Linked DNA regions of Homo sapiens: region 2 is linked to region 1. Evidence: read pairs that join two places in POLR2A ChIA-PET (ENCODE). Cell type or tissue: CD4-positive, alpha-beta T cell. All regions are shown on one strand. Each heading gives the region's core, and the rest is flanking DNA. Links, peaks and the distances in the headings are about the cores only. Region 1 overlaps LOC124901774 (a long non-coding RNA gene). Region 2 has its middle 26 kb from the start of GIMAP6.

Evidence for each region. ChIA-PET counts read pairs that join two places held together with the same protein. Peaks named below come from ENCODE experiments on the same cell type or tissue, not always from the same donor. Only the 100,000 strongest peaks of a DNase experiment are listed, where the experiment ranks them.
Region 2: POLR2A ChIA-PET joins it to region 1 with 7 read pairs; 6 of 35 experiments call an interaction of 5 or more read pairs at or near these places.

Annotation. Positions count from the first base shown.
Region 1 is chr7:150,671,024-150,687,477 of GRCh38, forward strand. It overlaps LOC124901774 (a long non-coding RNA gene), which reads right to left. Exons shown (of 4, transcript XR_007060589.1): 2 at 15,099-15,153. GIMAP2 (GTPase, IMAP family member 2) reads left to right here and starts at 14,683. Exons shown (of 3, transcript NM_015660.3): 1 at 14,683-14,762; 2 at 16,029-16,064. The coding sequence starts at 16,037. It also overlaps the pseudogene EIF2AP3. RefSeq lists an enhancer at 14,558-14,757. In CD4-positive, alpha-beta T cell, for the core only: no CTCF peak of the experiment used is centred there; a DNase peak (open chromatin) is centred at 6,038; H3K4me3 peaks cover 1,048 bases; H3K27ac peaks cover 3,085 bases.
Region 2 is chr7:150,597,794-150,614,247 of GRCh38, forward strand. It overlaps the pseudogene EIF2AP2 and the pseudogene TRPC6P3. Among named protein-coding and RNA genes, the nearest start is that of GIMAP6, 26 kb to the right of the region's middle. In CD4-positive, alpha-beta T cell, for the core only: no CTCF peak of the experiment used is centred there; a DNase peak (open chromatin) is centred at 6,008; H3K27ac peaks cover 345 bases.

The sequences.
Region 1 (16,454 bases), core at 4,116-8,115:
AATTGTAAAGTCAACAGAACTTAAAGGTACTATTGGTCAGCTTTATTCCCTGTTTGACTCATAATAGCCAGGAAAACAGATTGTGTGTGAGAAGCAGGTTCTCAGATGCTCAGAGATCTTTATAAAGCCCTGACTCACCCACAACTCTTTGCCTTCATGGCCTGCTGAGTCTTTTACAATGCCACCCCATTACATCTCACAGTAGAGGAATCCCTTGCTCCGAATGTCATACATCCCAAAAAAAGTTACATAGCAAAATTCCACAATAGGGGTTCTATATTTCATCATTTAAAGGGGAAAAGCTGCAGTACATTTCTAGCCCATCCAAAAACCCCAACAATTTCCTCCAGATATCACTAAAACACTTTTAAACAATCAAAGCAATATAATAAAAATCACCAATGATTTCTGCAAAATGTAAGGCCATTAAATGCCAATCAGCTAATTGTTTAGCTGATTATTTGCCAGTGATTTAACACTACACTCATATCTGTCTGCAGTAAGCAATGATATAAATGCAAACATTCTTTTCTACTACACTTCTACAAGCATTCAGAAAAATTGATTAAATACAAAAATAGGTTCATATAGATAACAAAATCAAATTTCACTCACAAATTTAAAAAAGGATTATTTACTAATTAGAATTGCCTAAATGAGGTTTAGAGGAGAGGAGAGGGAGACCGGAGTCCTCACGGTGGCTGTTCAGCGGGGTGAGTGTGTGGGATGAGCTGATAAAGGAGGAGGTGGAATTGTTCACTCCTGGGGTTTGTCCATATCCAGTTCCAAGGGACTGGGAACTGTCTTTATGGCATTTGACCCTCCAGAAGGAGATGACTGTGGCCTGTTGTCTGAAATCATAGTCAAAGCAATGTGATGGGAAAAACTCAAAATGGCCATGTCTTTGTGTTTCCTCTGCTTGAAAGCATACGGACCCCTGGGTAATAATGTAACACTGTGCTTGAGATTGCATCATATAGTGGAATGCTTCTGTTGATGACTTTTGTATGATTTTAAAGTTTCTTTTATTATTATTATTATACTTTAAATTCTGGGATACATGTGCACAACGTGCAGGTTTGTCACATAGGTATACACGTGCCATGCTGATTTGCTGCACCCATCAACCCGTCATCTACATTAGGTACTTCTCCTAATGCTATCCCTCCCCTAGCCCCCCACCCCGCAACAGGCCCCAGTGTGTGATGTTCCCCTCCCTGTGGCCATGTGTTCTCTTTGTTCAACTCCCACTTATGAGTGAGAACATGCGGGGTTTGGTTTTCTATTCCTGTGTCAGTTTGCTGAGAATGATTATTTCCAGCTTCATCAACATCCCTGTAAAGAGCATGAACTCATCCTTTTTATGGCTGTATAGTATTCCGTGGTGTATATGTGCTGCATTTTCTTTATCCAGTCTATTATTGATGGGCATTTGTGTTGGTTCCAAGTCTTTGCTATTGTGAACAATGCTGCAATAAACATGTGTGTGCATGTGTCTTTATAGTAGAAAGATTTATAATCCTTTGGGTATATACCCAGTAATGGGATTGCTGGGTCAAATGATATTTCTGGTTCTAGATCCTTGAGGAATCGCTACACTGTCTTCCACAATGATTGAACTAATTTACACTTGCACCAACAGTGTAAAAGCGTTCCTATTTCTCCACATCCTCTCCAGCATCTGTTGTTTCCTGACTTTTTAATGATCATCATTCTAACTGGCGTGAGATGGCATCTCATTGTGGCTTTGATTTGCATTTCTCTAATGACCAGTGATGATGAGCTTTTTTTCATGTTTGTTGGCTGCATAAATGTCTTATTTTGAGAAGTGTTTGTTCATATCCTTTGCCCACTTTTTGATGGGGTTGTTTTTTTCTTGTAAATTTGTTTAAGTTCTTTGTAGATTCTGGGTATTAGCCCTTTCTCAGATGGATAGATTGCAAAAATTTTTAAATTCAAAAATGTACTCAATTAATCTTTAAGATTATTCTGCAAGATTGACTCCTTCTTGCAACTCTGAGCATTGGTTTGAACTGAATTCTCTGGCAGTAAGTCCTTTGCTATGTAAGGCTCATAGCTCTTCACATTCTTCACTGTACATGTCACCAATTCAGACCTCTTCAAAAAGATCCAAAAAAAAAAAAGATCCAAGAAGGGTTTTTCTGTTGGTGATGTTGGTGTTGGTGTTGTTATTGTGTTGCTTTGCAGTCATCACTTCATGAAACTTTGGAAATCAGCAATAAATTGTCCCTTTCTCATAGAAGAACTTTCACTTAATAATGTGGAGAAAATGATTCCAACAATTAAAAACCAATTTAGACAACGTGGGAACAAGACAGGATCTTGTCAGGAAACAACTGAGATATGACTGCAGTTTACTTCACTTTCACCCTACAGACTCAAGGGCAATATCCATGTTTTACTGGTGTACACAACCAGATTTGCTTCAGTGGAGTTTCAATTCAAATAATGAATTTTGGGTGAAATCAATTGAAAGTTATTTATGGCAAATATTTAAATTTGGGGAGTTTAAATAGTGAGGGAGAGCTTGAAGTTAAACATCTCCTGAATTCTTAATTATTCCAAAATATAATGATGAATTGAAAACTGCCTAGTAAGTCAGGAAGCTAAACAAGCCTAAAAGAAGTCACTGCAATTTTTTTTTTTTTACGAAATTTTCCTGGACTAAATTCTTTTTCTTTTCGTTTTTTATTATTATTATTGTACTCTAAGTTTTACAGTACATGTGCACAACGTGCAGGTTTGTTACATAAGTATACATATGCCATGTTGGTGTGCTGCACCCATTAACTCATCATTTAGCATTAAGTATATCACATAATGCCATCCCTCCCCCCTTCCCCCACCCCACATCAGTCTCCGGTGTGTGATGTTCCCCTTCCTGTGTCCATGTGTTCTCATTCTTCAATTCCCACCTCTAAGTGAGAACATGCGGTGTTTGGTTTTTTGTCCTTGCAATAGTTTGCTGAGAATGATGGTTTCCAGCTTCATCCATGTCCCTACAAAGGACATGAACTCATCATTTTTTATGGCTGCATAGTATTCCATGGTGTATATGTGCCACATTTTCTTAAAGGACCAGTCTATCATTGCTGGACATTTGGGTTCGTTCCAAGTTTTGCTATTGTGAATAGTGCTGCAATAAACATACGTGTGCATGTGTCTTTATAGCAGCATGATTTATAATACTTTGGGTATATACCCAGTAATGGGATGGCTGGGTCAAATGGCATTTCTAGTTCTAGATACCTGAGGAGTCGCCACATTGACTTCCACAATGGTTGAACTAGTTTACAGTCCCACCAACAGTGTAAAAGGGTTCCTATTTCTCCACATCCTCTCCAGCACCTGTTGTTTCCTGACTTTTTAATGATCGCCATTGTAACTGGTGTGAGATGGTATCTCATTGTGGTTTTGATTTGCATTTCTCTGATGGCCAGTGATGATGAGCATTTTTTCATGTGTTTTTTGGCTGCATAAATGCCTTCTTTTGAGAAGTGTCTGTTCATATCCTTCGCCCACTTTTTGACGGGGTTGTTTGTTTTTTTCTTGTAAATTTGTTTGAGTTCATTGTGGATTCTGGATATTAGCCCTTTGTCAGATGAGTAGGTTGCAAAAATTTTCTCCCATTCTGTAGGTTGCCTGTTCACTCTGATGGTAGTTTCTTTTGCTGTGCAGAAGCTCTTTAGTTTAATTAGATCCCATTTGTCAATTTTGGCTTTTGTTGCCATTGCTTTTGGTGTTTTAGACATGAAGTCCTTGCCCATGCCTATTTCCTGAATGGTATTGCCTATGTTTTCTTTTAGGATTTTTATGGTTTTAGGTCTAGCATGTAAGTCTTTAATCCATCTTGAATTAATTTTTTATAAGGTGTAAGGAAGGGATCCAGTTTCAGCTTTCTACATATGGCTAGCCAGTTTTCCCAGTGCCATTTATTAAATAGGGAATCCTTTCCCCATTGCCTGTTGGCCACCATAGCTTCAAGTCAACACTGCAAGGTCTACTGGGTATTGGAGCATGCATTAAACACCTTTGGTCTTTCTTCTATTTGTGTTTTCACTGGGTAATGAGGTTCTCACGGGCACCACCTTTGGCTCCACTGGATGTTCATCCCTTCCTTCCTGGGTTTCCTATTTTGCAAATGGTGCCATAATCTGTCCAGTTGTCCATGCCAGAAGCCTTGACTCTTTCTTCCAATAAATAATAAAAGAGTTGTGTATTATAAAGGCTTCATATCTCTCTGGAGCATCCACTTTTTTTTTTCCTTATCTCTACTTGAGTTATGGTCACCATCATTTCTGGACTGGATTGTTGCAACTTCTTCTTTGGATTGAACCTGTTTCAAGGCTTGCTTCTCTCAAATTACCTTTCACACTGCAACCATAATGCTATATATTTATAAGACAAATATAATTGTGAGATGATGTCAGTGGGAATAGCAGAATAATGCCCTCCAAAAATCTCCACAAAAATAGAGAACACTGTCAAAAAATAGTCAGAATCAACTCTTTGTTTTTTGTTTTTGTTTTTATTTTTGTTTTTCAGAACTCTGTGTATCAACCCAACGCTTGAAGTAATATAGAGAGTGTTCATTCAAGAAAAATAGTAAGAATAGTGAGTTCTGTCATGTTTCAACCTGCCCCTTTCTCATTACCCCCACTCTGCAGTAACCTTGAAAACCAAAAAACTAAAATCACTATGAAAACTAGCAGCCTGGAAGCCACTGAAGGCAGCTGAATGGAGTTAGAGCCCCTTAAAAGTCCCATTTCTAAAACAATGTCATTATTTGACCTGTCTAGTGGTGCCCTGGGAGATCCCACTTACAACTCAGGAATGGAAAACCAAATAGTGTATTTTCTCATTTCTTAGTGGGAGCTAAGCTATGCGGATGCAAAGGCATGAGACCGATATAATGGACAGAGGAACTGGGAGGGGGGAAGATTGGGAGGGGGATGAAGGATAAAAGATGATACATTGGGTCCTGTGTACTCTGCTTGGGTGATGGGTGCACTAAAATCTCAGAGAACACCACTACATAACTAATCCATGTAACCAAAAACCACCTGTACCCCAAAAACTATTGAAATAAAAATAAAAATTTAAAAAGGAACAAGGTAATGAAAAAGAATAAATATAGTACTAGTTTAAAAGAAAGAAAAATCCTGAAATCTTCCCCACTGTTTCTAAGAGTCCTCTTTTTCCTCAGCCTTTTCTTTACCTCCTCAGTCCTACAGAATTATGCACTGTTTCTTTGTTGGTGCAAGACTCCAAAAGCCTAAAATGTGGTGTTTTTACTGTTACTTAAAAAAAAAAAAAAACACCCTGGTATTCACACACACAATTATTCCTATTTGACTTTTCCTTTACTGTTGTTTCAGTTTCAGGAACTTTTACTGAAGATTCTGCAGAGAACATGCAGAGTCAGCATGCAGCCTTCCTTCCTGATTTTGATCACTCTTCCTTTTGCTCCTTCCTCTTTTAAAAAAATGTAAGATGCTTTTATTGGTGTCTTTGAGAGTCTGTTCTTTAGTGGATAATAATATCTCTGTTTTAGTCTGTCAAGCTTTGGTTAAAAAAACTCATTCCTACCCCCTTCCACATTATATTGAAAGGTGGAAAAAGTCCATTTAATAAACATTTAAAAACCCCATATATTCAGAACATTGGATGCATTATAAATGATCATCAAGTGTGGGCGTAAGAATGTTTAGAGTACCCCATCAGGTTTAAAGAGAAGATATATTTACACTGATTTCTGGCATGCAATTTATGTTCTTTAAATATCTAAAAGACTCATTTCTAAATCTTCTAGCTCCTGGAGAAGGGCTGTCTCTTTTTGAATTTTCTACAGCTGCTTTTTTTCCCAGCTGTTTGCCAGTTGCTGCTTGTTATTTCAGTTGTTTGATTGTTTTCAGTTTCTTAGGTTCTCATGTTTTCCCCGCTATCTTAAAATCTCTTCATGTTGGCTGAGAGAACAAATTTTGGGGTGTGTTTCCTGTTTTGCAGTGACTGGCTTCATGCTTCCTTTGTTCTTAGGGGATGTTTTGGGAAATGGCTTGTTATTTGCCCTTGTAGTTTCATATTCTCTGCGGCCCCTCCTCATGCAGCTTAAGATCAACGACTTGTTCATTTCTTCTAACTGGAGTTCTAAAAGTCATTGCAATATTGGCTCCTCACAGGGTACTTAGAACTGCTTGATAAGTTATTGATCTTATTGGAAATACTATGTCCAGAATTTTTCACTAAGGATTTCTGCATTTGATGGCGTGATATTCTTGTGCAAGATAGAGCTAGTATAATGGAAAATCTCGCACCCATTATTAACACATAACCTGGGGGCACATGTAGTAGTTGTTGCAAGACAGGTTCAGTATGCAAGTATCAGTCATGTATTACACCATATTAATAGAATGAAGGACAAAAATTGCATGATCATCTCACTGGATGCAGAAAAAACATTGTACAGCTCTTTATCTGGGCACCAAGCAAAGTATGTAAAATTTGAAGCCATAGGTTTGGAAATAAGTTTGTGGTTTTTAACACCCCACAATTTGTCCCCTTGATTTCCAAACCCCTGCAGTAGTAATATGTATGAATACAGTGGTAATATGTATGAAGGCTATAGTAGACTGTATTACAAGAGCCAGTTCCAAAGTCAAGTTTACAATCACACAGCAAGTAGAGAATTGCTGCTTTGACAAGAGTTTTCCTAGAGGGCCCAACTCATTATAAATGGGATCACTCTTCAGTATTTACATTATAGCATTTTATTTGTTGCAATATAGAAACATGTTTGTTATTGACAGTAGAAAACTATGGTTTTGTCAACATCTGCACTACCTATTACCAACTCACCAGTAGCTTTTAGATTGTATTTTAGTTCTCACTACTAATGTTACTTTGCCTCAAACCAGGAAACAGGCACCATCTTGGAAGCAAGGAGTAAGCCTTTACCAGGCACAGAATCTATTGTAAGATACTATTTGTAGAATAATATATTCAGTGAAAATATATTTCAAAATGAGACATTAAGGTTGAAACAGACATTAAGGTTGAAAAAGAAGGAGTTGCTGTGAATACAATCACACTTCAAGATAAGAAAATTTTCCTTCCTTCCTTCCTTCTTTCTTTCTTTCTCTTCTTTTTCTTCTTTCTTTTTTTCACATTTATTCCCCTTTTATTAACTGATTTGAAAGGCAACTTTAAAAAACAATGTGTATATTATTGTATTGTAGAATCTATAACATAGAAAAATATAATGTTTACTAGTAAAAGCACAGAGAAGGTGATGGGAATAAAGCTATATTGGAGTAAGAAAATGACAAGATGGGGGAGGAGCCAGTGGCCGAATAGGAACAGCTCCAGTCTACAGCTCCTAGCATGAGCGACGCAGAAGACGGGTGATTTCTGCATTTCTAACTGAGGTACTGGGTTCATCTCACTGGGGAGTGCAGGACAGTGGGTGCAGCACACTGTGCGTGAGCCAAAGCAGGGCAAGGCATTGCCTCACCTGGGAAGTGCAAGGGGTCAGGGAATTCCCTTTCCTAGTCAAAGAAAGGGGTGACAGACAGCACCTGGAAAATCGGGTCACTCCCACCCTAATACTGAGCTTTTCCAATGGGCTTAACAAACAGCACACGAGGAGATTATATCCCACGCCTGGCTCGGAGGGTCCCACGCCCACGGAGTCTCGCTCATTTCTAGCACAGCAGTCTGAGATCAAACTGCAAGGCAGCAGCGAGGCTGGGGGAGGGGCGCCCGCCATTGCTGAGGCTTGAGAAGGTAAACAAAGCAGCCAGAAAGCTCAAACTCGGTGGAGCCCACCACAGCTCTAGGAGGCCTGCCTGCCTCTGTAGGCTCCACCTCTGGGAGCAGGGCACAGACAAACAAAAGGCAGCAGTAACCTCTGCAGACTTAAATGTCCCTGTCTGACAGCTTTGAAGAGAGTAGTAGTTCTCCCAGCACGCAGCTTGAGATCTGAGAATGGGCAGACTGCCTCCTCAAGTGGGTCCCTGACCCCCGAGTAGCCTAACTGGGAGGCATACCCCAGGAGGGGCAGACTGACATCTTACACGGCCGGGTACTCCTCTGCAACAAAACATCCAGAGGAACGATCAGGAAGCAGCAATTGCGGTTCACCAATATCCACTGTTCTGCAGCCACCGCTGCTGATACCCAGGCAAAGAGGGTCTGGAGTGGACCTCCAGCAAACTCCAACAGACCTGCAGCTGAGGGTCCTGACTGTTAGAAGGAAAACTAACAAACAGAAAGGATATCCACACCAAAAACCCATCTGTACGTCACCATCATCAAAGACCAAAGGTAGATAAAACCACAAAGATGGGGAAAAAAACAGAGCAGAAAAACTGGAAACTCTAAAAATCAGAGAGCCTCTCCTCCTTCAAAGGAATGCAGCTCCTCACCAGCGACGGAACAAAGCTGGATGGAGAATGACTTCGACGAGTTGAGAGAAGAAGGCTTCAGATGATCAAACTACTCCGAGCTAAAGGAGGAAGTTCGAACCCATGGCAAAGAAGTTAAAAACCTTGAAAAAAAATTAGATGAATGGCTAACTAGAATAACCAATGCAGAGAAATCCTTAAAAGACCTGATGGAGCTGAAAGCCAAGGCACAAGAACTACATGATGAATGCACAAGCCTCAGTGGCCTATTCGATAAACTGGAAGAAAGGGTATCAGTGGTGGAAGATGAAATGAATGCAATTAAGTGAGAAGAGAAGTTTAGAGAAAAAAGAATAAAAAGAAATGAACAAAGCCTCCAAGAAATATGGGACTATGTGAAAAGACTACATCTACATCTGAATGGTGTACCTGAAAGTGACGGGGAGAATGGAGCCAAGTTGGAAAACACTCTGCAGGATATTATCCAGGAGAGCTTCCCAATCTAGCAAGGCAGGCCAACATTCAAATTCAGGAAATACAGAGAATGCCACAAAGATACCCCTCAAAAAGAGCAACTCCAAGACACATAATTGTCAGGTTCACCAAAGTTGAAATGAAGGAAAAAATGTTAAGGGCAGCCAGAGAGAAAGATCCGGTTACCCACAAAGGGAGGCCCATCAGACTAACAGTTGATCTCTCGGCAGAAACTCTACAAGCCAGAAGAGAGTAGGGGCCAATATTCAACATTCTTTTTTTTTTTTTTTTATTCACCGTGAAATTATTTATTTATTTATTTATTTATTTTTTATTAAAGAAAAGAATTTTCAACCCAGAAGTTCATATCCAGCCAAAATAAGCTTCATAAGTGAAGGAGAAATAAAATACTTTACAGACAAGCAAATGCTGAGATTTTGTCACCACCAGGCCTGCCCTAAAAGAACTCCTGAAGGAAGCCTGAAACATGGAAAGGAACAACCAGTACCAACCACTGCAAAAACATGCCAAATTGTAAAGACCATCAAGGCTAGGAAGAAACTGCATCAACTAACGAGCAAAATAACCAGCTAACATCATAATGACAGGATCAAATTCACACATAACAATATTAACCTTAAATGTAAATGGGCTAAATGCTCCAATTAAAAGACACAGACTGGCAATTTGGATATAGAGTCAAGACTCATCAGTGTGCTGTATTCAGGAAACCCATCTCACGTGCAGAGACACACATAGGCTCCAAATAAAGGGATGGAGGAAGATCTACCAAGCAAATGGAAAACAAAAAAAGGCAGGGGTTGCAATCCTAGTATCTGATAAAACAGACTTTAAGCCAACAAAGATCAAAAGAGACAAAGAAGGCTATTACATAATGGTAAAGGGATCAATTCAACAAGAAGAGCTAACTATCCTAAATATATATGCACCCAATACAGGAGCACCCAGATTCATAAAGCAAGTCCTCAGTGACCTACAAAGAGACTTAGACTCCCACACAATAATAATGGGAAACTTTAACACCCCACTGTCAACATTAGACAGAACAATGAAACAGAAAGTTAACAAGGATATCCAGGAATTGAACTCAGCTCTGCGCCAAGTGGACCTAATAGACATATACAGAACTTTCCACCCCAAATCAACAGAATATACATTTTTTTCAGCACCACACCACACCTATCCCAAAATTGACCACAGAGTTGGAAGTAAAGCCCTCCTCAGCAAATGTAAAAGAACAGAAATTATAACAAACTGTCTCTCAGACCACAGTGCAATCAAACTAGAACTCAGGATTAAGAAACTCACTCAAAACTGCTCAAATACATGGAAACTGAACAACCTGCTCCTGAATGACTACTGGGTACATAACAAAATGAAGGCAGAAATAAAGATGTTCTTTGAAACCAATGAGAACAAAGACACAACATACCAGAATCTCTGGGACACATTCAAAGCACTGTGTAGAGGGAAATTTATAGCACTAAATGCCCACAAGAGAAAGGAGGAAAGATCTAAAATTGACACCCTAACATCACAATTAAAAGAACTAGAGAAGCAAGAGCAAACACATTCAAAAGCTAGCAGAAGACAAGAAATAACTAAGATCATAGCAGAACTGAAGGAAATAGAGACACAAAAAACCCTTCAAAAAAATCAATGAATCCAGGAGCTGGTTTTTTGAAAAGATCAAGAAAATGATAGACCACTAGCAAGACTAATAAAGAAGAAAAAAGAGAAGAATCAAATAGATGCAATAAAAAATGATAAAGGGGATATCACCACCGATCTCACAGAAACACAAACTACCATCAGAGAATACTACAAACACCTCTACGCAAATAAACTAGAAAATCTAGAAGAAATGGATAAATTCCTCGACACATACACTCTCCCAAGACTAAACCAGGAAGAAGTTGAATCTCTGAATAGACCAATAACAGGCTCTGAAATTGAGGCAATAATTAATAGCTTACCAACCAAAAAAAAGTCCAGGACCAGATGGATTCACAGCCGAATTCTACCAGAGGTACAAGGAGGAGCTGGTACCATTCCTTCTGAAACTATTTCAATCAATAGAAAAAGAAGGAATCCTCCCTAACTCATTTTTTGAGGCCAGCATCATCCTGATGCCAAAGCCTGGCAGAGACACAACAAAAAAAGGGAATTTTAGACCAATATCCTTGAACATTGATGCAAAAATCCTCAATAAAATACTGGCAAACCGAATCCAGCAGCACATCAAAAAGCTTATCCACCATGATCAAGTGGGCTTCATCCCCGGGGTGCAAGGCTGGTTCAACATATGAAAATCAATAAACATAATCCAGCATATAAACAGAACCAAAGACAAAAACCACATGATTATCTCAATAGATGCAGAAAAGGCCTTTGACAAAATTCAACAGCCCTTCATACTAAAAACTCTCAATAATTTATGTATTGATGGGACGTATCTCAAAATAATAAGAGCTACCTATGACAAACCCACAGCCAATATCATACTGAATGGGCAAAAACTGGAAGCATTCCCTTTGAAAACTGGCACAAGAGAGGAATGCCCTCTCTCACCACTCCTATTCAACATGGTGTTAGAAGTTCTGGTCAGGGCAATCAGGCAGGAGAAGGAAATAAAGGGTATTCAATTAGGAAAAGAGGAAGTCAAATTGTCCCTGTTTGCAGATGACATGATTGTATACTTAGAAAACCCCGTCTTCTCAGCCCAAAATCTCCTTAAGCTGATAGGCAACTTCAGCACTCTCAGCATACAAAATCAATGAGCAAAAATCACAAGCATTGTTATACACCAATAACAGACAAACAGAGAGCAAAATCATGAGTGAACTCCCATTCACAATTGCTTCAAAGAGAATAAAATACCTAGGAATCCAACTTACAAGGGATGTGAAGGACCTCTTCAAGGAGAACTACAAACCACTGCTCAATGAAATAAAAGAGGATACAAACAAATGGAAGAACAATCCATGTTCATGGGTAGGAAGAATCAATATCATGAAAATGTCCATACTGCCCAAGGTAATTTATAGATTCAATGCCATCCCCACCATGACTTTCTTCACAGAATTGGAAAAAACTACTTTAAAGTTCATATGGAACCAAAAAAGAGCCTGCATCGCCAAGTCAATCCTAAGCCAAAAGAACAAAGCTGGAGGCACCACGCTACCTGACTTCAAACTATACTACAAGGCTGCAGTAACCAAAACAGCATGGTACTGGTACCAAAACAGAGATATAGACCAATGGAACAGAACAGAGCCCTCAGAAATAATTCCACGTATATACAACTATCTGATCTTTGACAAACCTGACAAAAACAAGCAATGGGGAAAGTCACCGCAATTTTTAAATTCACAGTAACAAGCCTCCCCTCCCCATGTTTTGGAATTTTGGGATGTTAAATCCACTTGTTCCTTTTGTTTTGCAATTTCTCATCATATCTTTACCTGTGCACCCCCTCCTTTTACATACACAATGTTTTGTATCATCTTATTGAGAATGATATACTCTATAATTGCACTGTTCAAAACGGTAACCACTAGCCACATGTGGCCGTTTAATTATATGATTTAAAATTAAAATGTAAAATTCAGTTTCTCCATCACATTGGCCACCTTGCTAGTGCTCAACAGCCACATGTGCTAGTGGCTGCCATATTGGACAGGGCAGACAGTAAACATGTCCATCACAGAATTCTCTATTGAACAGTACTGCTTTATAAATAAACACTTTACAAGAAACCACAGAACAATTGTCAAATACATCTCAATATGACTGCAGGAAATCTGTGGTCTATTCTTTCGGCTTGACCCATTTTCCAAAATTGCCTTGAACCATGGGAATAAAATGAATTTTAAAATGTCATAGTACTCTAAAACATGCACCTCTACTCAGCCCCTGCCCTCTCCTTCCTCACCTCCTCCCAACATCTATCTTACTCCTCCTTTAAGGCTGTAGTCACATCACTTACTAGAACCATGGGACATAGGGGAAATGTTCCATGTATGCTCATGTTCAGAAGGGACAGGAGTGAGAAGGCTTGAACAAGAAATTTCATGAGGGAGATATTTAAAACTGTGCTTGGAAGTCTCTACAGATGATCTAAAAGATGAAGCAGGAGAAGCAATATTTGCATCTCCAAACCTAGAGGAACAGTGCAAAAACAGAAGGACCTATCTCCAGTTGCTGGGAGTGAGACCAGTTGTTAGCTCTCAGCTGTTGAGCCGTCAGACCTGTCCAGAAATTAGCTTATGCTGAAGAGAGATGCCCTATGTAAGTCAAGTGTCTTTTCCAGAGGAAGTTTGCATCCGATGGGGATTATAAAGTTCTGCTCACTCTCCTTCATTCTGAAAGTCCAACCAAACTTTAGAACTCCCTGTAGAGTCTATATTTGTTGTGACTACATCTCAGTCTCACTTCTCCCTGCCTAATCCTGGGTTCTTCCCTTCTCCCTCTAGCACATTTCCTGAGAAGATTCCCTAATAAACTTCCTTCATCCATTTTATCTTCATCTCAACAGTCTGTATTCCTAGGAACCCAAACCTTTGCACATGTACATGTACATATCACTTATGTTAGGAAACGCAGTGATGTAATTTGCAATATTAGTAGGTCAAAAGGAAAAAGACATGGAATTATATCAGTCAACGTCAAAATAAAATTTTCTAAATTTATACCACAGATAAAAGACTTTAATGAAATAGGACTAAGCAAAGTATAGCCACACTGATTTTAAAATAAACTAATTAATTTCCAATAACCAACATCAATATTAATGATAAGATATTAGGTGCCCTACAGGTAAATAAATAATAAAAGCACATTAACTCACTTTTGAAAAGGTAGCAAGCAATTGTAATTATACAAGAGAAAGCAACATAAGATATTTTTGGAAACAAGGAGGGAAAATTATCACTATTTGCAACTGAGTCTATGATAAACCTGGAAACTCCAAGACAATCAAAAGGAAATGTTTTAAATGCTAGGATGTGGAGAAATAAGAACACTTTTACACTGTTGGTGGGACCGTAAACTAGTTCAACCATTGTGGAAGTCAGTGTGGCGATTCCTCAGGCATCTTGAACTAGAAATACCATTTGACCCAGCCAACACTCCAGAGTATTACTATAGACATTTCCTAGACAATTTCTCCCCACAGGGAGGTTCTCTGAAATTACAGAGCTGGACAGGGAAGAAAGGCCCAGAATCCTAGAAGCCATGAATGAGTTATGTAAAAATGTTTTGATGGTTAATGATCCTTACAATCAGACTCAGACAAAAATGTCCCCTCTCAGGTTCCCCTTTCTGTGCCCTTCTTCCCCTGGGCAGTGCCTATCAGAGGCTCCTCTTCTCTCCCAGTGGCATCTGCTTTAGAACAATCCCTGCTGCTGGTGTCAATGAGGTTTAAGCCCTTCTCAGGGGGCCATTTGCATCTAGACAAACTTCTAACTGTTGGGACATATCCCAGCTGGGAAGGACTGAAATCCACCAACTTCCTTGGCATTCATGCCTTTCTTTCCAGTCCAGATGAAATCATTAAAACACTCTTTTTTCACTTTTGAGAAGAAGAGACAGTTGGCCCACATGACAGCAAATAACTACTGATTAACTTTCCATTTAAACTGTTTATTTTGCATAATGGCATGAAAGAGAATTTCAAACACAGGCACGTGGTGGCGTTCATTAGCAGTCAGGAAGCTCAGGAAGATTCAAGAGAGGAAGAAGACCGACTGGAGTCTCGGTTTTACTTTCTTTTTCTCTTGGAGCTGAGCTATAAGACAACAGGACTGAACAGGGAGCCAACTGTTTCTTTGAACAGTAAATCAGGTAAGCCCAGATTTACGAAAAGTTCTGCAGTGTTGATTTCTAGGTCCCAAGCCATGCACAAACATTTTCATTTTTCTTAGAACAAATTTGTCCTATTTTAAGAGAAGCAATTTAGAGTGACTGCCTTTTCCTTAAGTGGAGCCAGTTTACAGGAAACCGATGTAATTTACTTTACACATTACTGGCAAAGAAAGAATTTCCATAGTATAAAGTCAATAAAAAGTGCTAACTGGGAAGAATTTGGGCATTAATCGGTGGCTTTCAGTTTTCTGTGCTTGTACGCTTGGTCTATGCCTGCCAGATTTAAGCAAGAGAAACTAGCTGATGAAAACGTACCGATATTTCTCACTCCATAGTAGTTCCTACATTGCAAGGGCTTCATAACCAGGGGCTGTTGGGGAATGAGAAAAATTCAAGCCATTAATGGATCAAGTGAAGTGTATTTCCAGCTTAAAGGACTGCACGGTTTCCCAGAGTCATAATCTTCATTCACTGAGTCTCTCAGCAAAGACTCAACATGAGGGAGGAGGTTTGGAGAGAGTAGAGGAGGGAAGGAGGCAAGGTGGGAAAAGAAAGAGAGGGAAAGGGAGGACTGAGCCTAAGGTGTAAGGGAAGGCACACCTACAGAGAAAGCTGACAGAAGCGAAGAGTGTGCAGGCAAAACAAAAACAGAAGGGAGCCGGGCTGATCTGTGAGAGGACGGGAGGAAGAAAGCGAGAGAGAGCTGGGCATGAGGCTTACAAATGAAACCCACTTCTCAGCCCCTCAGCAAGTGATTCCAGTTCTCTGTAAAGTAGGAAGTCATTCCTTTCCCACCCACCTTGTCCCTTATGAGTAGACAAATGAAACATGGTTGTTTAGAAATATAAGGATCTTGGCCTAGTGTGATGGCTCACGCTTTTAATTCCAGAACTTTGGGAGGCCGAGGCTGGTGGATCATTTGAGGTCAGGAGTTTGAGACCAGCCTGGCCAACATGGTGAAACCCTGTCTCTACTAAAACTACAAAAATTAGATGGGCATGGTGGTGCACACCCATAATCCCAGCTACTCGGGAGGCTGAGGCAGGAGAATCACTTGAACCCAGGATGTGGAGGTTGCAGTGAGCCGAGATCGCACCACTGCACTCCAGCCTGGGTGACAGAGTGAAACTGTGTCTCAAAAAAAAAAAAAAAAAAAAGAAAGAAAGAAAAAGAAAAGAAAAGAAATATAAGAATTTTTCATGATTTAGAACTGAAAAATAAGTTTCTTGTCTCTCTGTTTCTCAGGAACACCAATGGACCAAAATGAACACAGTCACTGGGGTAAGAAGGTGACTTCACGTGTGTGTGTGTGTGTGTGTGTGTGTGTGTGTGTGTGTGTGTGTGTGTGTTTGGCTCTTCTGATGATGTTGGGGCAAAATAAACAAGGGTGAAGGATCTTATTCTAACTCCCACAGCTACCACCACCAGCAGCTGAAAATTGTGGGGTTTTGTTTTCTTTGTTTGTTTGTTTGTTTGTTTGTTTTGAGACAGTGTCTCTCTCTGTCACCCAGGCCGGAGTGCAGTGGCGCAATCTCGGCTCACTGCAACCTCCACCTCCCAGGTTCAAGTGATTCTCCTGCCTCAGCCTCCCAAGTAGCTGGGACTAAAGGCACACACCACCACGCCCAGCTAATTTTTTTTTGTATTTTTAGTAGAGACGGGGTTTCACCA
Region 2 (16,454 bases), core at 4,214-8,213, 73 kb before region 1:
TGGGTCCCTGACCATGAGTAGCCTAACTGGGAGGCACCCCCCAGTAGAGGTGGACTGATAACTCACATGGCCGGGTACTCCTCTGAGACAAAACTTCCAGAGGAACGATCAGGCAGCAGCATTTGCGGGTCACCAATATCTGCTGTTTTGCAGCCACCACTGCTGATACCCAGGAAAACAAGGTCTGGTGTGGACCTCCAGCAAACTCCAATAGACCTGCAGCTGAGGGTCCTGACTGTTAGAAGGAAAACTAACAAACAGAAAGGACATCCGCACCAAAAACCCATCTGTATGTCACCATCATCAAAGATAAAAGGTAGATAAAACCATAAAGATGGGGAAAAAGCAGAACAGAAAAACTGGAAACTCTAAAAATCAGAGCACCTCTCCTCCTCCAAAGAAACACAGCTCCTCACCAGCAATGGAACAAAGCTGGATGGAGAATGACTTTGATGAGTTGAGAGAAGGCTTCAGATGATAAAACTACTCCAAGCTAAAGGAGGAAGTTTGAACCCACGGGAAAGAAGCTAAAAACCTTGAAAAAAATTAGACACATGGCTAACTAGAATAACCAATGCAGAGAAGTCCTTAAAAGACCTGATGGAGCTGCAAACCAAGGCACCAGAACTACATGATGAATGCACAAGCCTCAGCAGCCGTTTCAATCAACTGAAAGAAAGGGTATCAGTGATGGAAGATGAAATGAATGAAATGAAGTGAGAACAGAAGTTTAGAGAAAAAAGCATAAAAAGAAATGAACAAAGCCTCCAAGAATTATGGGACTATGTGAAAAGACCAAATCTACGTCTGATTGGTGTACCTGAAAGTGATGGGGAGAATGGAACCAAGTTGGAAAACACTCCACAGGATATTATGCAGGAGAACTTCCCCAAACTAGCAAGGCAGGCCAATACTCAGATTCAGGAAATACAGAGAACGCCACAAAGATATTCCTCGAGAAGAGCAACTCCAAGACACATAATTGTCAGATTCATCAAAGTTGAAATGAAGGAAAAAATGTTAAGGACAGCCAGACAGAAAGGTCGGGTTACCCACAAAGGGAAGCCCATCAGACTAACAGCTGATCTTTCGGCAGAAACTCTACAAGCCAGAAGAGAGTGGGGGACAATATTCAACATTCTTAAAGAAAAGAATTTTCAACCCAGAATTCCATATCCAGCCAAAATAAGCTTCAAAAGTGAAGGAGAAATAAAATACAGACAAGCAAATGCTGAGAGATTTTGTCAACACCAGGCCTGCCCTAAAAGAACTCCTGAAGGAAGCACTAACATGGAAATGAACAACCAGTACCAACCACTGCAAAAACGTGCCAAACTGTAAAGACCATCAAGGCTAGGAAGAAACTGCATCAAGTAACAAGCAAAATAATCAGCTAACATCATAATGATAGGATCAAATTCACACGTAATAATATTAACCTTAAATGTAAATGGGCTAAATGCTCCAATTAAAAGTCACAGACTGGCAAATTGGATATAGAGTCAAGACCCATCAGTGTGCTGTATTCAGGAAACCCATCTCACGTGCAGAGACACACATAGGCTGCAAATAAAGGGATGGAGGAAGATCTACCAAGCAAATGCAAAACAAAAACAGGCAGGGTTTGCAATCCTAGTATCTGATAAAACAGGCTTTAAACCAACAAAGATCAAAAGAATCAAAGAAAGCCATTACATAATGGTAAAGGGATCAATTCAACAAGAAGAACTAATTATCCTAAATATATATGCACCCAATACAGGAGCACCCAGATTCATAAAGCAAGTCCTTAGTGACCTACAAAGAGACTTAGACTCCCACACATTAATAATGGGAGACTTCAACACCCCACTGTCAACATTAGACAGATCAACGAGACAGAAAGTTAACAAGGATATCCACAAATTGAACTCAGCTCTGCACCAAGAGAACCTAATAGACATCTACAGAAATCACCCCAAATCAACAGAATATACATTTTTTTCAGCACCACACCACACCTATTCCAAAATTGACCACATAATTGGAAGTAAAGCACTCCTCAGCAAATGTAAAAGAACAGAAATTATAACAAACTGTCTCTCAGACCACAGTGCAATCAAACTAGAACTCAGGATTAAGAAACTCACTCAAAACTGCTCAAATACATGGAAACTGAACAACCTGCTCCTGAATGACTACTGGGTACATAACGAAATCAAGGCAGAAATAAAGATATTCTTTGAAACCAATGAGAACAAAGACACAACATACCAGAATCTCTGGGACACATTCATAGCAGTGTGTAGGGGGAAATTTATAGCACTAAATGCCCACAAGAGAAAGCAGGAAAGATCTAAAAGTGACACCCTAACATCACAATTAAAAGATCTAGAGAAGCAAGAGCAAACACATTCAAAAGCTAGCAGAAGGCAAGAAATAACTAAGATCAGAGCAGAACTGAAGGAAATAAAGACACAAAAAACCTTCAAAAAATCAATGAATCCAGTGGCTGGTTTTTTGAAAAGATCAACAAAATTGATAGACCGCTAGCAAGACTGATAAAGAAGAAAAGAGACAAGAATCAAATAGATGCAATAAAAAAAGATAAAGGGGATATCACCACCGATCCCACAGAAATACAAACTACCATCAGAGAATACTATAAATACCTCTACGCAAATAAACTAGAAAATATAGAAGAAATAGACAACTTCCTCAACACATACACCCTCCCAAGACTAAACCAGGAAGAAGTTGAATCTCTCAATAGACCAATAACAGGCTCTGAAATTGAGGCAATAATTAATAACTAACCAACGAAAAAACGTCCAGGACCAGATGGATTCATAGCGGAATTCTACCAGAGGTACAAGGAGGAGCTGGTACCATTCCTTCTGAAACTATTCCAATCAATAGAAAAAGAGGGAATCCTCCCTAACTCGTTTTATGAGGCCAGCATCATCCTGATACCAAAGCCTGGCAGAGACACAACAAAAAAAAGAGAATTTTAGACCAATATCCTTGATGAACATTGATGCAAAAATCCTCAATAAAATACTGGCAAACTGAATCCAGCAGCACATCAAAAACCTTCTCCACCATGATCAAGTGGGTTTCATCACTGGGATGCAAGGCTGGTTCAACCTATGAAAATCAGTAAACGTAATCCAGCATATAAACAGAACCAAAGACAAAGCCACATGATTATCTCAATAGATAAAGAAAAGGCCTTTGACAAAATTCAACAACTCTTCATGCTAAAAGCTCTCAATAAATTAGGTATTGATAGGACGTATCTCAAAATAATAAGAGCTATCTATGACAAATCCACAGCCAATATCATACTGAATGGACAAAAACTGGAAGCATTCCCTCTGATAACTTGCTCAAGACAGGGATGCCCTCTCTCACCACTCCTATTCAACATAGTGTTGGAAGTTCTGGCCAGGGCAATCAGGCAGAAGAAGGAAATAAAGGACATTCAGTTAGGAAAAGAGGAAGTCAAATTGTCCCTGCTTGCAGATGACATGATTGTATATCTAGAAAACCCCATCGTCTCAGCCCAAAATCTCCTTAAGCTGATAAGCAACTTCAGGAAACTCTCAGGATATAAAATCAATTTGCAAAAATCACAAGTATTCTTACACACCAATAACAGACAAACAGAGGGTGAAATCATGAGTGAACTCCCATTCACAATTGCCTCAAAGAGAATAAAATACCTAGGAATCCAACATACAAGGGATGTGAAGGACCTCTTCAAGGAGAACAACAAACCACTGCTCAATGAAATAAAAGAGGATACAAACAAATGGAAGAACATTCCATGCTCATGGGTAGGAACAATCAATATAGTGAAAATGGCCATACTGCCCAAGGTAATTTATAGATTCAATGCCATCTCCACCAAGCTACCAATGACTTTCTTCACAGAATTGGAAAAAACTACTTTAAACTTCATATGGAACCAAAAAAGAGCCCGCATTGCCAAAACAATCCTAAGCTGAAAGAACAAAGCTGAGGGCATCATGCTACCTGACTTCAAACTATACTACAAGGCTACAGTAAACAAAACAGCATGGTACTGGAACCAAAATGGAGATATAGACCTATGGAAGAGAACAGAGCCTTCAGAAATAATGCTGCATATCCACAACTATCTGATCTTTGACAAACCTGACAAAAACAATCAATGGGGAAATGATTCCCTATTTAATAAATGGTGCTGGGAATACTGGCTAGCCATATGTAGAAAGCTGAAACTGGATCCCTTCCTTACACCTTATAAAAAATTAATTCAAGATGGATTAAAGACTTACATGTTAGACCTACAACTATAAAAACCCTAGAAGAAAACCTAGGCAATACCATTCAGGACATAGGCATGGGCAAGGACTTCATGTCTAAAACACAAAAGCAATGGCAATGACAGCCAAAATTGACAAATGGGATCTAATTAAACTAAAGGGCTTCTGCACAGCAAAAGAAACCACCATCAGAGTGAACAGGCAACCTATGGAATGGGAGAAAATTTTTGCAACCTACTCATCAGACAAAGGGCTAATATCCAGAATCTACAATGAACTCAAACAAATTTACAAGAAAAAAACAAACAACCCTGTCAAAAAGTGGGCAAAGGATATGAACACACACTTCTCAAAAGAAGGCATTTATGCAGCCAAAAAACACATGAAAAAATGCTCATCATCACTGGCCATCAGAGAAATGCAAATCAAAACCACAATGAGATACCATCTCACACCAGTTAGAAGGGCTATCATTAAAAAGTCAGGAAACAACAGGTGCTGGAGAGGATGTGGAGAAATATGAACACTTTTTTTTTCTTTTTTTTCTTTATTTATTATCACTATACTTTAAGTTTTAGGGTACATGTGCACAATGTGCAGGTTATTTACATATGTATACATGTGTCATGCTGGTGCGCTGCACCCACTAACTCGTCATCTAGCATTAGGTATATCTCCCAATACTATCCCTCCCCCCCTCCCCCTCCCCCCACCCCACAACACTCCCCAGAGTGTGATGGTCCCCTAACAGGAGCACTTTTACACTGTTCGTGGGACTGTAAACTAGTTCAACCATTGTGGAAGTCAGTGTGGTGATTCCTCAGGGATCTAGAACTAGAAATACCATTTGACCCAGCCATTCCATTACTGGGTATATACCTAAAGGATTATAAATCATGCTGCTATAAAGACACATGCACACGTATGTTTATTGTGGCACTATTCACAATAGCAAAGACTTGGAAACAACCAAAATGTCCAACAACGATAGACTGGATTAAGAAAATGTGGCACATATACACCATGGAATACTATGCAGCCATAAAAAATGATGAGTTCATGTCCTTTGTAGGGATGTGGATGAAGCTGGAAACCATCATTCTCAGCAAACTATCGCAAGGACAAAAAACCAAACACCACATGTTCTCACTTATCGGTGAGAATTGGACAATGAGAACACATGGACACAGTAAGGGGAACATCACACACCGGGGACTGTTGTACATTGGGGGAAGGGGGGAGGAATAGCATTAAGAGATATACCTAATTAAAAAGGTTATTCCTACCCCCTTCCACATTATATTGAAAGGTAGAAAAAGTCAATTTAATAAACATTTTAAAACCCCACATATTCAGAATATTGGATACGTTATAAATGATCAAATATGGGCATAAGGATATTTAGAGTACCCCATCAGTTTTAAAAAATACATTTATACTGATTTCTGGCATTCAATTTATGTTCTTTAAATATCTAAAAGACTCATTTCTAAATCTTCTAGCTCCTGGAGAAGGGCTATCTCTTTTTGAATTTTCCCCAGCTGCTTTTTTTTCCTAGCTGTTTGCCAGTTGCTGCTTGTTATTTCAGTTGTTTGATTGTTTTCAGTTTCTTAGGTTCTCATGTTTTCCCCGCTATCTTAAAATCTCTTCATGTTGGCTGAGAGAAGATATTTTGGGGTGTGTTACCTGTTTTGCAGCGACTGGCCTTATGCTTCCTTTGTTCTTAGGGGATGTTTTGGGAAATGGCTTATTATTTGCCCTTGTAGTTTCATATTCTCTGAGGCCCCTCCTCATGCAGCTTAAGAACAATGACTTGTTCATTTCTTCTAACTGGAGTTCTAAAAGTCATTGCAATATTGGCTCCTCACAGGGTACTTAGAACTGCTTGATAAGTTATTGATTTTATTGGAAATACTATGTCCAGAATTTTTTGCTAAGGATTTCTGCATTTGATGGCATGATATTCTTGTGCAGGATAGAGCTAGTATAATTGAAAATCTCACACACATTATTAACACATAACCTGGGGGCACATGTAGTAGTTGTTGCAAGACAGGTTCAGTAGGCAAGTATCAGTCATGTATTACACCATATTAATAGAATGAAGGACAAAAATTGCATGATCATCTCACTGGATGCAGAAAAAACATTGTACAGCTCTTTATCTGGGCACTAAGCAAAGTATGTAAAATTTGAAGCCATAGGTTTGGAAATAAGTTTGTGGTTTTTAACACCCCACAATTTGTCCCCTTGATTTCCAAACCCCTACAGTAGTAATATGTATGAATACAGTGGTAATATGTATGAAGGCTATAGCAGACTGTATTACAAGAGCCAGTTCCAAAGTCAAGTTTACAATCACACAGCTAGTAGAGAATTGCTGCTTTGACAAGAGTTTTCCTAGAAGGCCCAACTCATTATAAACAGGATCACTCTTCAGTATTTACATTATAGCATTTTATTTGTTTGCCATATAGAAACATGTTTGTTATTGACAGTAGGAAACTATGGTTTTGTTGACATCTGCACTACCTATTACCAACTCACCAGTAGCTTTTAGATTGTATTTTAGTTCTCACTGCTAATGTTACTTTGCCTCAAACCAGGAAACAGGCACCATCTTGGAAGCAAGGAGTAAGCCTTTACCAGGCACAGAATCTGCTGATGCCTTGAGCTTGGATTTCCTAGCCTACAGAATTATGAGAAATAGATTTATATTATTTATAAATTAACCAGTCTATGGTATTTTGTTATAGCACTACAAACACACACATATCACACACACACATATACACATATACATACACACATGAATACACACACACATAATTGAAGATCCAGAGGGGAAAAGAGAGAAAATGGGCAGAAAAATATTTTAGAAAATATTAACTGAAAATATCTCATATTTGGTAAAAATTTTCAACCTACTTATTCAAGATTTCAGTAACTCAGGCAGAATAACCTGAGTCACCTAGGTTGACAAGAGTCAAACTATTGTAAATGAAAGATAGAAAAAGGTAATATCTTAAAAGCCACTGGAAGAGAAAGACACATACATGGGTGCAGAACGATAAAAATGAAGGCTGACTTCTCATTAGAAGCAATGAAGTCAAGAGCAAGTAAACATTTTAAATGCATTCATGTTTGTGTTTGTAGGATACTATTTGTAGAATAATATGTCCAGTGAAAATATATTTCAAAATGAAGGTAAGATAAAGACATTAAGATTGAAAAAGAAGGAATTGCTGTGAATACAGTCACACTTAAAGATAAGAAAATTTTCCTTCCTTCCTTCCTTCCTTCCTTCATTCCTTCTTTCTTTCTTTCTCTTCTTTCTTGTTTTTTTTTTTCACATTTATTCCCCTTTTATTAACTGATTTAAAAGGCAACTTTACAAAACAATATGTATATAATTATACTGTAGAATCTATAACAGAGAAATATAATGTTTACTAATAAAAGCACCTAGAAAATGGTGGGAATAAAGCTATATTGGAGTAAGAAAATGACAAGAGGGGGGAGGAGCCAAGATGGCCGAATAGGAACAGCTCCAGTCTACAGCTCCCACTGTGAGTGACACAGAAGATGGGTGATTTCTGCATTTCCAACTGAGGCACCAGGTTCATCTCACTAGGGAGTGCCAGACTGTCGGTGCAGGACAGTGGGTGCACTGCACCCTGTGTGAGCTGAAGCAGGGTGAGGCATCGCCTCACCTGGGAAGTGCAAGGGGTCAGGGAATTCCCTTTCCTAGTCAAAGAAAGGGGTGACAGACGGCACCTGGAAAATCGGGTCACTCCCACCCTAATACTGCACTTTTCCAACGAGCTTAACAAATGGCAAACCAGGAGATTATATCCCGTGCATGGCTCAGAGGGTCCTATGCTCATGGAGTCTCGTTCATTACTAGCACAGCAGTCTGACATCAAACTGCAAGGCGGCAGTGAGGCTGGGGGAGGGGCTCCAGACATTGCCAAGGCTTGAGTAGGTAAACAAGGCAGCTGGGAAGCTCAAACTGTGTGGAGCCCACCACAGCTCCAGGAGTCCTGCCTGCCTCTGTAGGCTCCACCTCTGGGGGCAGGGCACAGACAAACAAAGGGCAGCAGTAACCTCTGCAGACCTAAATGTCCCTGTCTGACAGCTTTGAAGAGAGTAGTGTTTCTCCCAGCATGCAGCTTGAGATCTAAGAATGGGCAGACAGCCTCCTCAAGTGGGTCCCTGACCACCGAGTAGGCCAACTGGGAGGCACCCCCCAGTAGGGGTGAACTGATGCCTCACACGGCCGGGTACTCCTCTGAAACAAAACTTCCAGAGGAATGATCAGGAAGCAGCATTTGGGGTTCACCAATATCTGCTGTTTTGCAGCCACCACTGCTGATACCCAGGCAAACAGGGTCTGGAGTGGACCTCCAGCAAACTCCAATAGACCTGCAGCTGAGGGTCCTGACTGTTAGAAGGAAAACTAACAAACAGAAAGGACATCCACACCAAAAACCCATCTGTACGTCACCATCATCAAAGACAAAAGGTAGATAAAACCATAAAGATGGGGAAAAAACAGAGCAGAAAAACTGGAAACTCTAAAAATCAGAGCACCTCTTCTCCTCCATAGGAACGTAGCTCCTCACCAGCAACAGAACAAAGCTGGATGGAGAATGACTTTGACAAGTTGAGAGAAGAGGACTTCAGATGATCAAACTACACCGAGCTAAAGGAGGAAGTTCCAACACATGGCAAAAAAGTTAAAAACCTTGAAAAAAAATTAGGTGAATGGCTAACTAGAATAACCAATGCAGAGAAGTCCTTAAAGGACCTGTTGGAGCTGAAAACCAAGGCATGAGAACTACGTGATGAATGCACAAGCCTCAGTAGCTGATTCAATCAATTGGAAGAAAGGGTATCGGTGATGGAAGATGAAATGAATGAAATGAAGTGAGAAGGGAAGTTTAGAGAAAAAAGCATTAAAAAAAATGAACAAAGCCCCCAAGAAGTATGGGACTATGTGAAAAGACCAAATCTACGTCTGATTGGTATACCTGAAAGTGACGGGGAGAATGGAACCAAGTTGGAAAACACTCTGCAGGATAATATCCAGGAGAACTTCCCCAATCCAGCAAGGCAGGCCAACATTCAAATTCAGGAAATACAGAGAATGCCACAAAGACACTCCTCGAGAAGAGCAACTCCAAGACACATAATTGTCAGATTCATCAAAGTTGAAATGAAGGAAAAAATGTTAAGGACAGCCAGACAGAAAGGTCGGGATACCCACAAAGGGAAGCTCATCAGACTAACAGCTGATCTCTCGGCAGAAACTCTACAAGCCAGAAGAGAGTGGGGGACAATATTCAACACTCTTAAAGAAAAGAATTTTCAACCCAGAATTCCATATCCAGCCAAAATAAGCTTCATAAGTGAAGGAGAAATAAAATACTTTACAGACAAGCAAATGCTGAGAGATTTTGTCACCACCAGGCCTGCCCTAAAAGAACTCCTGAAGGGAGCACGAAACATGGAAAGGAACAACCAGTACCAGCCACTGCAAAAACATGCCAAATTGTAAAGACCATCAAGGCTAGGAAAAAACTGCATCAACTAACGTGCAAAATAACCAGCTAACATCACAATGACAGGATCAAATTCACACATAACAATATTAACCTTAAATGTAAATGGGCTAAATGCTCCAATTGAAAGTCACAGACTGGCAAATTGGATATAGAGTCAAGACCCATCAGTGTGCTGTATTCAGGAAACCCATCTCACATGCAGAGACACACATAGGCTCCAAATAAAGGGATGGAGGAAGATCTACCAAGCAAATGGAAAACAAAAAAAGGCAGGATTGGCAATCCTAGTCTCTGATAAAACAGACTTTAAACCAACACAGATCAAAAGTGACAAAGAAGATCATTACATAAGGGTAAAGGGATCAATTCAACAAGAAGAGCTAATTATCCTAAATATATATGCACCCAATACAGGAGCACCCAGAATCATAAAGCAAGTCCTTAGTGACCTACAAAGAGACTTAGACTCCCACACAATAATAATTGGAGACTTCAACACCCCACTGTCAACACTAGACAGATCAATGAGACAGAAAGTTAACAAGGATATCCAGGAATTGAACTCAGTTCTGCACCAAGTGGACCTAATAGACATCTACAGAACTCTCCATCCCAAATCAACAGAATATACATTCTTTTCAGCACCACACCACACCTATTCCAAAATTGACCACATAGTTGGAAGTAAAGCCCTCCTCAGCAAATGTAAAAGAACAGAAATTATAACAAACTGTCTCTCAGACCACAGTACAATCAAACTAGAACTCAGGATTAAGAATCTCACTCAAAACTGCTCAAATACATGGAAACTGAACAACCTGCTCCTGAATGACTACTGGGTAAATAACGAAATGAGGGCAGAAATAAAGTTGTTCTTTGAAACCAATGAGAACAAAGACACAATATACCAGAATCTCTGGGACACATTCAAAGCACTGTGTAGAGGGAAATTTATAGCACTAAATGCCCACAAGAGAAAGCAGGAAAGATCTAAAATTGACACCTTAACACCACAATTAAAAGAACTAGAGAAGCAAGAGCAAACACATTCAAAAGCTAGCAGAAGGCAAGAAATAACTAAGATCAGGGCAGAAATGAAGGAAATAGAGACACAAAAAACCTTTCAGCAAAATCAAGGAATCCAGGAGCTGGTTTTTTGAAAAGATCAAGAAAATTGATAGACCGCTAGCAAGACTAATAAAGAAGAAAAGAGAGAAGAATCAAATAGATGCAATAAAAAATGATAAAGGGGATATCACCACCGATCCCACAGAAATACAAACTACCATCAGAGAATACTATAAACACCTCTACGCAAATAAACTAGAAAATCTAGAAGAAATGGATAAATTCCTCGACACATACACCCTCCCAAGACTAAACCAGGAAGAAGTTGAATCTCTCAATAGACCAATAACAGGCTCTGAAATTGAGGCAATAATTAATAATTTACCAACCAAAAAAAGTCCAGGACCGGATGGATTCACAGCGGAATTCTACCAGAGGTAAAAGAAGGAGCTGGTACCATTCCTTCTGAAACTATTCCAATCAATAGAAAAAGAGGGAATCCTCCCTAACTCATTTTATGAGGCCAGCATCATCCTGATACCAAAGCCTGGCAGAGACACAACAAAAAAAGGGAATTTTAGGCCAATATCCTTGATGAACATTGATGCAAAAATCCTCAATAAAATACTGGCAAACCGAATCCAGCAGCACATCAAAAAGCTTATCCACCATGATCAATTGGGCTTCATCCCTGGGATGCAAGGCTGGTTCAGCATATGAAAATCTATAAACATAATCCAGCATATAAACAGAACCAAAGACAAAAACCACATGATTATCTCAATAGATGCAGAAAAGGCCTTTGACAAAATTCAACAATGCTTCATCCTAAAAACTCTCAATAAATTAGGTATTGATAGGATGTATCTCAAAATAATAAGAGCTATCTATGACAAACCCACAGCCAACATCATACTGAGTGGGCAAACTGGAAGCATTCCCTTTGAAAACTGGCACAAGACAGGGATGCCCTCTCTCACCACTCCTATTCAACATAATGTTGGAAGTTCTGGCCAGGGCAATCAGGCAGGAGAAGAAAATAAAGGGTATTCAATTAGGAAAAGAGGAAGTCAAATTGTCCCTGTTTGCAGATGACATGATTGTATATCTAGAAAACCCCATCGTCTCAGCCCAAAATCTCCTTAAGCTGATAGGCAACTTCAGCAAAGTCTCAGGATACAAAATCAAAATCAGCTACTAAATGGGTGAGAAGCATTTAGTGAGTGCTTAACGCACTCCAGGACGTTGGAATCCAATGATGAACAAGGAAGTGTTCTTCATCAGCCACAACTGTAGGAGACAGACAGCAAGTAGTTAAAATACAAGATCTAAACTACTTTGTCCTGGGTATACCTGGCACCAATTAGGTATCTTTTTTGAGAAGGAAATGTTTCCACAAAGAGGTCAGATAGATTATTTAAAATGGTAAACTGAGGCACAATCAGATATATAGTGTTTATTTGAGTAACAAGCAATTCATGAATTGGGAAACACAAAACCAAAAGAGGGTTAGTGTTTCAATGACAAAGAATCAGAGGCAAAGATTTGTAGGATGAATGTGGATGCAAAATAAATACAGTATTTGATTGTTTGCAGCTATAATATCATCTTTTTTGGTTTATGTTGTTGGAAATCCCTAAACTCATGAACATATATTAGTCAGCTGCTTATGATTGGCTGAGACTAAGTTTCATTTCTGTTCAACATAAGCATTTACCAGAAATGACCCAAGTTAAAATTTTGCTTCTGTTTGCAGTTTAAGCAATGTTAAGGCTATTTTTAATTTTCCATTGGTTTTGTTTGCTCAGCAATGTTTAGGCCCGGTCTCCATTTTAATTGTGCTTTAAGAATTTTCCCTTTTTAGTTATTTCTTCAGCAAGCTGACAGTGTGACCAAATGGCATAGCATTACTCTCAGTTACCAATGTTGATGTAGTCCTTGGAAAGAAAAGTCAGGAAGATGTTGTTGTCATCATTAATCGTTATGCTGGGGTTCAGAGTTACAAAGCTACTGTGAACAATTACTTGGTCCATATTCGTTTCCTTGAGTTGGCTGATCCTAAGGGCAATCTTTTGACATGTGAGTGGCCACTGGAAAGAATAAAAACCCTTGATAGAATGTAATGCACCAGGAGGTAAACACAATAACTATAAGGAGAATAATAGCCAAGAATTGAAAAATTCCTCTGAGCAAAGATTCCCAGGAGTCAAATTTAATCCACTAAAGAAATCAATGCCCATTCAGTATGATATTGGCTGTGGGTTTGTCATAGATAGCTCTTATTATTTTGAGATATGTCCCATCAATACTTAATTTATTGAGAGTTTTTAGCAAGAAGGGTTTTTGAATTTTATCAAAGGCCTTTTCTGCATCTATTGAGGTAATCATGTGGTTTAGGTCGTTGGTTCTGTTTATATGCTGGATTACATTTTATGATTTGTGTATGTTGAACCAGCCTTGCATCCCAGGGATGAAGCCCACTTGATCATGGTGGATAAGCTTTTTGATGTGCTGCTGGATTCGGTTTGCCAGTATTTTATTGAGGATTTTTGCATCGATGTTCATCAGGGATATTGGATAATCCTGCTGCTATAAAGACATCATGCTGCTATAAAGACACATGCACACATATGTTTATTGTGGCACTATTCACAATAGCAAAGACTTTGGAACCAACTCAAATGTCCAACAATGATAGACTGATTAAGAAAATGTGGCACATATACTCCATGGAATACTATGCAGCCATAAAAAATGATGAGTTCATGCCCTTTGTAGGGACATGGATGAAACTGGAAACCATCATTCTCAGCAAACTATCACAAGGACAAAAAACCAAACACCGCATGTTCTCACTCATAGATGGGAATTGAACAATGAGAACACATGGACACAGGAAGGGGAACATCACACACTGGGGCCTGTTGTGGGGTGGGGGGAGAGGGGAGGGATAGCATTAGGAGATATACCTAATGCTAAATGACGAGTTAATGGGTGCAGCACACCAACGTGACACATGTATACATATGTAACAAACCTGCACGTTGTGCACATGTACCCTAAAACTTAAAGTATAATAAAAAACATTAATGGAGAAGGTGGGACTTGTCTGATGAAAGATTTATATTTGTTTCTTAAGATCCTTTAAATTGGAGGCAATAATTTCTAATTTGTTAACATAGAAACATCTTTATCACTATAAGCAGAATCTTCTTTCACAGTTTTTTATTTGTACAAATTTATAGGGAACATGTGAATTTTTGTTACATGTACATAATGCACAGTGAAGGGTATTTAGGGTGTCCATCACACAAATACAGTATATTTTTGTTTAACTATAGTCACCCTACTCTGCCATCAAACACTGAACTTATTACTTCTATCTAATTTTATGTTTGTCCCCTTTAACACAATTCTCTTCATCCACCCTCTACTTTCTCAGTCTCTGCTATCTTTTCACTCTTTTCTACTTCCATGTGATCGAATCTTTCAACTCCCACATATGATATTTCAACTCCCACATATGATATTTTAACTCCCACATGTGATATTGTTCTTCTTGTGCTTGGCTTATTTCACTTAAGATAAAGACCTCCAGGGAGATCTGACAAGATGGCCGAATAGGAACAGCTCTGGTCTGCAGCTCCCAGCAAGACCAATGCAGAAGACCAGTGATTTCTGCATTTCCAACTGAGGTATCCTATTCATCTAGGAAGTGGGAGCAGCTCATGTGTTGGGGTGATTGGACCCAACACCAGGTCATGGGGGTGACGAAGTCTGGCAGAGTCAAAGGAATGAGAAAAGACGTTTGAGAGAGAAAGTGGGCCCAGGGGTCCAACGTGAGTATGGAGGCTGCGAAGGTCCCAAGCTCTGGAAGCCCAGACTATTTATTGGTGATCAAACAAAGAAACAGGTGGTGAGAATGTGGGGTTGAAAGGGAGTATTGCATTAAGCACATGATTTACAGCTGTGATGGTTTAGCATATGCTCTGCTACTTGAGATAATGGAGAGAAGGTTCTTCTAACTCAAGATACAATCGATCCTGGGAGAGCAAGAAGCAAGGAGCCAGCATCTAGACACATTCCAGAGGCCATGAGGGGTTTTATGCCCTGAGCCCTGGATTCTATCCAAGCCATGAGGGGTTTTATCCCCTGGGCTTAGATTATGGTGCATCAGGGTAGCCTTCCACCCTTTAGCACAGAGCTTGGTGTTCCAAAGGCCAAGAGAGGTTTCAGACCCCGGACCCTGGACAGGTTCCAAGACTTTTTTACATTATGTCAGACATGCAAGCCCTGCCTCAGTTTTTCCCAACACTCAGCTTTTCCCAACATACCCCCCTTTTCTTTTTCATAAAACCACCACAGCTATCATTGCTTGTTCTTGATGGCAGCTTTCTCTTCAGAGGCGGTTTCCTCTTCAGAGGCAGCTTCTGCATCTGCAGACTAAAAGGAGACAGCACAAGCACACAACAACCAGAAAGAAACCCACAATGTAGAGCCTCCAATGGCCTTCAACTATAAATCTTTTGGAACGGGATAAGAGTTTTTTAAGGATCTCAGTTACAATATAAATACTTGGTGATGTTTCCCATAGTCTATTTAGAGACAGAGGGATCAAACTCCTTCCCTGGCTTTAATTATCAAGATAGTTATATTTTCATCAAAGGTTGAATTAATGCAGGTAAACAAGCAACAATCAGGGCATGTAATAAAGTGTGTATTATATCAAGAGTAACATTTCCTATTGCTAGCACGACTTTGAATCCAAAAGGTCCTGCTGGAGAGAAAAGAAAGAGCATTTTCATCCTTACCTCCTTCCCCTCTATTCCTTTTATATTTGCCCTCTCAGATTTTGATTGGACTTTGAGCCATAGCTAATTTCCATAATTCAGAATGTTCTTGTCTGTCCCTGCAAATCTCTGCTTGTCTTTGCTAGTCTCTACCTTTGTACCTCTTTAGGGCACTGACCAGTACCTCTTTAAGGCACTAACCTTATATTGCTAGTCTTTGCTTTTGTACCTCACTGACCAGTACCTCTTTAGGGCACTGACCAATACCTCTTTAGGGTACTGACCTTATATTGCTGGTCTTCATCTATCCGTATCTGTCCCTGTCTGTCCCTATGGTACCTGTTATTTCCTGTGAGTTCCTGCAAGTCCCTGTATTTTCCTACCTATCTCTACTTATCTCTATCTCTACTTACTTATCTCTATCTCTATTTACCTCTATCTCTATCTCTAGTTATGTCTATCTCTGTCTCTATTTATCTCTATCTCTATTTATGTATATCTCTATTTATGTCTATCTCTACTTACTTATCTCTACATCTTCCTGGAAACCTTTTTTATGACCCACATCAGCATCATCCTCAATTTCCTGGAACGAATTGTTGATCATGGCAATTAACATATTTAGCAAAACAATGACCATTGTAACATTACAGACTCCATAAAGAACATAACCAATGTTTTCAATGAATTTGTGGTTATAGTTGATGATCACTGATTTCACTTCAGAAAGTCCAAATATA